Regions from separate parts of the Homo sapiens genome. Here region 1 is linked to region 2. A link is an interaction called in ENCODE POLR2A ChIA-PET data of the cell type or tissue named here. Cell type or tissue: Panc1. All regions are shown on one strand. Links, peaks and the distances in the headings refer to the core of each region. The heading gives the core; the rest is flanking DNA. Region 1 overlaps TRUB1 (TruB pseudouridine synthase family member 1). Region 2 has its middle 35 kb from the start of TRUB1.

The links. ChIA-PET counts read pairs that join two places held together with the same protein. Peaks named below come from ENCODE experiments on the same cell type or tissue, not always from the same donor. Only the 100,000 strongest peaks of a DNase experiment are listed, where the experiment ranks them.
Region 1: POLR2A ChIA-PET joins it to region 2 with 8 read pairs; 2 of 35 experiments call an interaction of 5 or more read pairs at or near these places.

What each region holds. Positions count from the first base shown.
Region 1 is chr10:114,964,418-114,968,821 of GRCh38, forward strand. The region is part of intron 4 of TRUB1 (TruB pseudouridine synthase family member 1); the gene reads left to right. Among named protein-coding and RNA genes, the nearest start is that of LINC02626, 28 kb to the right of the region's middle. RefSeq lists a silencer at 2,690-2,890. In Panc1, for the core only: no CTCF peak of the experiment used is centred there; no DNase peak of the experiment used is centred there.
Region 2 is chr10:114,900,928-114,905,331 of GRCh38, forward strand. It overlaps the pseudogene RPL15P13. Among named protein-coding and RNA genes, the nearest start is that of TRUB1, 35 kb to the right of the region's middle. In Panc1, for the core only: no CTCF peak of the experiment used is centred there; no DNase peak of the experiment used is centred there; H3K27ac peaks cover 1,128 bases.

The DNA.
Region 1 (4,404 bases), core at 174-4,173, 63 kb after region 2:
ATAGTCTGGATATGTTCTCTTCTTTTGCCTATGTGTGTTGCAGATATTTTCTCTTACTTTGTGGCTTGCCTTTTTCCTCTCTTGTCTTTTGAAAAACACAAGTTCTTAGTTTTAATTTAGTCCAGCTTATCAGGCCTTCTCCTTTATGGTTGGTCCTTTTGGTGTCCTGTTTAAGAAAACTTTTTTGACTCTAAAAGTGTGAAGATATTTTCCTATGTTCTAGAAGCTGTTATTGCTTTGCCTTTCATGTTCCCTCTGCAATCCACCTTTTCTTCCTGCATGGATGTCCAGTTGCTTCAGCACTTTCCCAGTACTCTTGTGTTCTCTTCTTTATTACACATCAAGCACCCACTTAGGCTATTGTTTAAAAAAAAATCTATTTTTTTACATTGATCAGTTTGTTTATACTTGTATATACACCAGACTATATTAATTGCTGTAGTTTTAGACTATCTGGATATCTGGAAGAACAAGTCCTTCCTGCTTTATTTCTTATAGATTTTTTTCTATAGGTTTTTTTTTTTTTTTTTTGAGACGGAGTCTTGCTCTGTCGCCAGGCTGGAGTGCAGTAGCACAATCTTGGCTTACTGCAAGCTCCGCCTCCCGGGTTCATGCCATTCTCCTGCCTCAGCCTCCCAAGTAGCTGGGACTACAGGTGCCAGCCACCACGCCTGGCTAATTTTTTGTATTTTTAGTAGAGATGAGGTTTCACCGTGTTAGCCAGGATGGTCTCAATCTCCTGACCTTGTGATCTGCCTGCCTCAGCCTCCCAAAGTGCTGAGATTACAGGCTTGAGCCACCGTGCCCAGCCTTACAGGTTTTTTTTTAATAGCTTTCTTATCAAAGTAAAGAAGTTGCCTTTTATTCCTAATTTGCTGAGTTCTGGTTTTTTAAAATCATGAGCAGATATTAAATTGTATCAAATTTTTTTTCTGTATCTATTGATTTTTCTCCTTATTCACATATTAAAGTAACTTTACATTTCTGGAATAAACCCAACTTAGTTGTAATGTGTTATCCTTTATATAAATTGTTGCATTTGTTTTGCTAATATTTAGTTTAGGATTTTTGCATCTGTGTTTGAGTGAGATTGCCCTGTATTTTTCTTTCCTCTTAATGTCCTGGACTGGCTTTGATATCAAAGTTATGATGACCTCATACAATAGTTTGGGTGCTGTTCTCATTTTTTCTATTCTCAGGAAGAATTTCTATCAGATTGGTATTTTTTTCTAATGTTTGGAAGAATTTACAGGTAGACATCTGTTCTTGAGTTTTCTTTGTTAGGAAGGTTTTAAACTATGGGTTGGATTTTTTTCTACTAGCTATTGGATATACTATTTTTTATTGCTTATATCAATGTAGATAATTTTTTCTCCTAGGAATTTGTCATCTCATCTAAAATTTCAAAAATATTGGTATAAAGCTGTTTATAATAGTCCCTTATGACCTTCGTTTTATTTTGAAATAATATCAAACTTACAGCAAATAACTTTTGCTAAATTACCCAAGAGCAAGCTCAGCCATGATGTCCCACCACCCCAAATTCATTACTGCAATTCAGTTTGAAGACCCTATTTATTTTTTAAAAACAGCTTTCTGAAGTATAATTGGCATACAGAAATACTGTATTTAAAATATATAATTTTAAAAATTAATATACATTCACCTATAAAATCATAGCTATAATGAAAACAGTGAACATATTTATCATCATAAAAGTGTCTTTATGCCCCTCTCTCCATTGTGAGTTAATTTTTGAATATGATTTCAGATATGGATTCAAGGTCATTTTTTGCATATGTACATCGTTTTGTAACCATTTTTTAAAAGACTATCCTTTCTGTGGTTGCCTTGAACCTGTGTCAAAAAACAGTTGTCCATATCTGCATACTTTTATTTTGAGACTTTTAATTCTATTCCATTGATGTATTTATTTTTAAACCAGTACCACACTGTCTTGATTATTGTAGCTTTGTAAGTCTTTAAATTAAGAAGTGTTAGCCCTCCAACTTGTTCTTTTTCAAAGTTGCTTTTGCCATTCTTGGTCCTTTGCATTTCCATATGAATTTTTGAATCAGCTTGTCAATTTTTATGCACACACACACTCAAAATCTACTGGCAGTTTGAGATTGTTTTGAAGCTATAGATCAATTTTGGAAGAATTGACATCTAAACAATATCAAGCCTTCTGACCCATGAAATAAGATATCTCTCTTCATTTATTTAGGTCTTTTATAGCCATATTTTTGTAGTTTTCAGTATCAGATCTTTACATCCTTTGTTTATGAAATCTCTGAGTACCTCAAATTCTGAAGTTTCAATTTCTAATAGTTCATTGGTGGTATATAGAAATGGAGTTGATTTTTGTATATTGATCTTGTGTTTTTCAACCTTGCTAAACTCACTTATTTGTTCTAGTTGTGTTTTGCATAGATTTTATATTAGGATGGCTCTAAAATAGACTTTTTTTCCAGGTCTAGATTAGCTCTGCTTCTAAAGCATGACTTTTCTGGGGTGTCTATCAAATGACTTGTGCATTCAACAAAGTTTCTTCATTCTGGATGGTTGAAATTAAAACATCCCCCAGCCTTGTAAGAGCTTTGGTAGTATTTCTTTAGTTAATTTTGTAGAGACCCTGTATGTATGTATGTACAGCTTAGAATTTAGTCAGAGTATCAAGGGTGCCTTCATAGACATTTCTTTGTCTGTGTATTTTCCTCAAATTCCAGCTGCCACTACTTCCTCAGATTCTGATCTCTGTTCAGTGAGATCACTGTGCTTTGACGTTCCCCTCTCTGTCCCACAGTTAAGAAAGCACCTCCAGACAAAAACAAGTGATCATGAGACTTGCTTTGTTTGTTTCTTTTTCCTCAGGGTTTACAGTGCTTGCTGCCTGTTGTCTGTCTAAAAACTGTTGCTTAATAATTTTGTCCAGTTTAACAGCTGTTTATGGTGGCAAGATTTGTCTAGTCACAGTTACTCTTTCGTAGTCAAATATGATTTTTAACTCAATCATATTGTTTTTAGCTCTGTAGTCCAGTTAAATCTCAACTATGATGTTGTGAGTTCACTGGAAGAGTAAAATTTTAAGCAAATAATGATGTATAACATGATCTTGTATATATTCATTTTATGAAAATGATTTTAAAAAATTAATTTCAAATGAATGCTGTCACATTGATGGCTTATTAATTTACTAAACAAAAAATAATTACCCAAGTCCTATGACACTTGTACCTCTTTTACCAAATATGTTTATTCTGCCTAGTTATTGGATATATTTACTGTGGACATTTTATTCTGTTTCTTTTTAAATACTTTGGAAGTACAGTCTTTATACTTATGTCATAAGAACGATTATTATTAATTTGATTGAACTTATATCATGTTTTAGATATAGCCAGTTTGTACTACATACTCATGTACCACAAGCTTAGATTTTATTATAAGATAACTTGCTGTGTAGGCTGCCTAGTAATTCAAACATCAGATGGATGATTGGCCTAGGTGACTTTTAAATGCCCTTCAGCCTTGAGATTCTATTATTCTTCAGCAAATTAAATTCAGCAGATGTCTTGAGTGCCATTTTAATAGTGTATGTTATATACGAAAAATTGTCTTTGAGAAGCTTAGAATTTCATTGGTGGGATAATACGTACGTGTGTGTATGTGTGTGTGTGTAGAAATCAAATATGTAGAAAGAAGAGAGAATATAGAAAGAATAGTTAAAAAATGTGTATGATTAATTACAGAGTGAACAGCACAAACCACGAATGCTTGACATGTTCAGTCAGAGAAAGAGACAATATGGCAGAAGTAGAATGAGAAAGAACACATCTTGTCATCTTGTGTGTGATGATATCAGCAAAAGAGGGCCACCAAAGCAGCATAAAGGAGAACACAGTTGCAGGAGCGTCAGTAGAGAGACCAGCGTAGCAGAAGTAGAAAGTTGTTTGGCCTTGTTTTTAAAAATATGTGGCTAAGTTGTTAACTATTGCAATTTTATCAACAGTGACATTTCCTTCAGCAAGTGCCAGCATGGTGACAGCATTGGCTGTCTAGATCTGGAAATCTTACATTTGTATGACTAAGGTGCCGCTAGTAATAATGTCTTAATGTTGCTGTAGACTAAAATTTTTTCATAGAAAAATCCTCATCTGTATCATGAGATACATCTGTTTGAGAAACAGTATGAACAGATCAGCCATCTGAGGTCTGCCTTGTTGGAGCTGCTAGGTGCTAGAGAAATTCTTTTGAGTGTTATAGCTCTTCTGTCTGTTTGAGTCTAGTAGATTCTAGTCTTTTGTTTGTGTTTAGCTTTTAAGGGTCAAGGTCATACTGAGGTTAAAACTGTCTTGTTGGGTTGATATTAAAATCTGGACATAGTATTCCATGCTGACTTTT
Region 2 (4,404 bases), core at 215-4,214:
GCGCCGTGGTGGCCAAAAACGCCCAGTTCCAAGGGTGCAACTTACAGCAAGCCTGTCCATCACGGTGTTAACCAGCTAAAGTTTGCCCGAAACCTTCAGTCTGTTGCAGAGGAGCGAGCCGGATGCCACTGTGGGGCTCTAAGAGTCCTGAATTCTTACTGGGTTGGTGAAGATTCCACATACAAATTTTCTGAGGTTATCCTCATTGATCCATTCCATAAAGCCATCGGAAGAAATCCTGACACCCAGTGGATCACCAAACCAATCCACAAGCACAGGGAGATGTGTGGGCTGACATCTGCAGGCCAAAAGAGCCGTGGCCTTGGAAAGGGCCATAAGTTCCACCACACTGTTGGTGGTTCTCGCCGTGCAGCGTGGAGAAGACACAATACTCTCCAGCTCCACCGTTACTGCTGATATAAGTAAAGTTTGTAAAATTCCTTCCTAATACACAATTTAGGACAGTCCAAAAAAAATATTTCTTTAAAGAGGCCCTACTCTTTAAAAAGAACTCCAATGGAAAGTTCCTCTTATATTCCAGTTGTATTAGTCTCCTATTGCTGCTATAATCAAAATGCAACAAAGTTAGTGACTTGAAACAGCACAACTTTGTTCTCATACAGAGGTCAGAAGTTACCAGTGGGTTGGCAGAACTGTGTTCCTGCTGGAGAATTGGCTTCCTTGCTTTTTCCAGCTACCAAAAGCTGTCCCCATGCCTTGGTTCAGGGCCCCCTTCCGGAAGTGGCATCATCCCAACCCCTGCTTTCATCACCACATCTTCTTTTTTGATATTGAGCTTCCTTCTTACCTCATATAAGGACCCATTTGACTACATTGGGCCCACCCAGGATAATCTCCCCATTGCAAACCCCTTAATTTAGCCACATCTGCAAAGAGCCTTCACCATGTAAGATAACAAATTCACGGGTTTCAGGGATTAGGATGTGGACATCTTGGAGGAGGGCATTATTTAACCTACCACACTGGTGGACTTATTTATTTATTTATTTATTAAAAAAAATCTGTGTTACCCCCAAAATGTTGTAATAAGAATAATGAGAAATTTGGAGTCACCTGTTTAGAGGAAATGTTTGTCTTCTAAGTCAAAGTGTATAACTCAAATAATCTGTCATTCTGCTTTATCCTGGGTGAGGAAAGACACTGGAATTTCAAGCACATTTAATTCCTTTGTAAAGATGATACTGCTCCTACTTTTCTTAAAATATACTCATTTTAGTTGGTATTTGTGCAGAAAAGTAAAATGCAGACAGGGACAAGAAAAGATAGAAATACTTGAGAAAAATGTAGAATAGAAAGGGCAAAAATTCACAAGCAACTTCTTTGCACTGCTTCAGAAAGGGAGGGGGAGAAAAAGAGAAACAGCAAAGACATACCACAAATATTTGCCATTCTCATAAAATGGAACTTGAGTGGAAAGTATAACCTCTGACTTGGTGGATGGAGAGGGCCAGAGAAAGCTTCTTTTTTCTTTTATCTGACCACATTTCAAAACAATACCAGGCAATAATTGTCTCTTAGAGTAAACGGCAAAGGGAATTGATTTTTAAATTACTTTTAAATCATAAAATCCCACAATTGTAACTGCATTTTGGGTAGTCATCCGGCAGTATACCAGGAACTTTACTGGAGAAAAAAATCCAGGAAGGCATTGAGAAGCACTAACAAAGCATGTCTCTGTTGAATTGATGTTAACTCTTCTCCTTAGTAATTGAGTTCTCATCCTAGGAAAATATTATTTATGAGAGGTGAACATTTTTTTTAAAAGGCTGCCCTGAAAGAATAGCAGAAACTATGACATTTTTTAATTTTATAAAACCATATAAAGAGATGCCTGACAACTTTGATGATTGGAAGCTTTAAAACCAAATTAAATCTATAAGCAGGTTTTTCTCAAAAAGAAAAGGCTTGAATTCAATATACATGTTCTACATTTATGTCAATGTTCTTTCTTTTTTTGTTTTCTTTTTAAATTTATTTTTATTTTATTTATTTTTTGTTTTTTCTTTGTAATGTTCTTTCTTCATTAATGGAAACTGAATAATTTCTGAGTGAATTATCTGAAAATCAACTTGCCAAATGCCAATTTACAGAAATTTAATTTAGCCAATGATAATTTGCCAAATATGCAATTCTCCAAATTTATCAAACATATGGATTTATTTAAAAAAACTTGCTTTTAATAATTATTTCAATGTCATTTCTTACTTTTCAAACACTAAATTAACATTAAAGAGTATCCTAAAAAAACAAGAAGTAGCTTATAAAACCCTACCATGTAATAAATGCTAACATTTTTAGTTCTAACCAGGAAAAATTGTATACATAGACTCAGTAACAGTTTGCAGAAGAACTCAATGTGGAAAAGGAAAATTATTCAACTTACTAGAAAGAATACCTAAAAGGGGTTAGCATAACAGACTGTATGATTAATAGTTCAAACTTGAGTTACCTTAACCATAAACATGAAATTGTAGGCCCGGCATGGTGGCTCACACCTGTAATCCCAACAGTTTGGGAAGCTGAGGTGGGTGGATCACCTGAGCTCAGGAGTTCAAAACCAACCTGGGTGACATGGCAAAACCCCATCTCTACAAAAAATACAAAAAATTAGCTGGGTGTAGTGGCATGTGCCTGTGGTCCCAGTTACTTGAGAGGCTGAGGTGGGAGGATCGCTTGAGCCCAGGAGGTCAAGGCTGCAGTGAGCCGGGATCATGCCACTGCACTCCAGCCTGGATGACAGAGGGAGACCTTGTCTCAAAAACAAACAAATAAACAACAACAACAAAAAAACCACCACCACCACCACCAACAACAAACTGTAAAGGAGGAATTTAAAAAGGGTTAAAAAAAAAAAAACCCTTAAAAGGCTAAATGAAGAAATGAACCAGACAGTGATGAGAGCAATCACATTATATAATAAATAAGGGCTATGGATAATAAAAATTACAAACAAACATTGATTTGTTACTTGAAAAGTAATGGAGAAAGTATCTTAAAAGTACTAAAATATTAGAAAATTAAACTTTAAGAGTGACCTAAAAAGAGTTAGAAAGAAATTAATATAAACATAAAAATCCCTCAATGAAACATTAAGGTGTTGGTTAGAGTTGATTTATGATATTAAATATATTCATCAGAATACTAAACCTCTCTATAATTTGTGGCCATTTGACTATCTGACCATTCCCTAATATGCTGCTAGGGAGATAAAATCAGAACCAGTCAACAAAAACTTCACAGGAACCTTCAAAAGCTGTTAAAAGTACTGCATTCAATTTGAGATGCTGCAAGACAGGGAGAGAGCTCTAAACTTTAAACATAAATTTAAATAAATAAATTAAAAGAACAAAGTTTTGGTCAATGTTTAAGTTTATTGAACAGGTCATCTTTTGGCAGACCACAAGACTCATATCATTGAAATCCCATAATGGCACCACTGTGCTCTTAAAAATCCAATCTCTTGCCATAGCCAATCAGATCTCCCCTTGGAAAGCTCCCACCTACTTACCTGTTCTCATCTCACCTTCAGTCAGACGTGCTGGCTCCTTTATGTTCCAAAAAGGCCACTTGTGCCCGTTTTGGCTTTGAGATATTTGCTTTTGATAGTCCCTCTGCCTGGAAGACTCTTCCTTCACTTCTCACGACTGTCTTCTCATCTTTCGGGTTTTGGTTTAAACATGACTTCATCAGGATGGCCCCGCATGATCACCCTATATAAAACTTCCTTCCCCAGTATGTGAGTCTGTTTTGCCTTGCTATAAAGGAATACCTGAGACTAGGTAATTTATAAAGAAAAGAGTTTTATTTGGCTCCGAGTTCTGCAGGCTGTCAAGCATGGCACCAACATCTGCTTGGCTTCTGGTGAGGTCTCAGGAAACTTGCAATCATGGTAGGATATGAAGGGGGAGCAGGTACGTCAAATGGTGAGAGAGGGAGCAAGAGAGAGGAAGACGGGAGGTCCCAAACTCATTTTAAACAACCAGCTGTCTTGTGAACTAATAGAGTGAAAACCTCACTCATTACACAAGAATGGTAGCAAGCCCTTCATGAAGGCTCCACCCCCATGACAAAAACACCTCCCACCAGGCCCTACCTCCAACACCGGGGATCACACTTCAACATGAGATTTGGAGGAGACAAACATCCAAACGCTATCACCCAGTTACCCTCCAATTACCCTATTCATTTCTTTTAAAAAAATCCAAAGCCTATCACTACTGGAAGCTGTTAGGTTTCTTTGTGCCCTTCACTTCCTTATTATCTATCTTCCTCACCAAAATATATGCTCCATGAGAGTTTAAAGTTATACTTTAAACCTAGTGCCTCTTCCTACAAACATTGATTTGTTAGTTGAAAAGTAATGGAGAAAGTATCTTAAAAGTA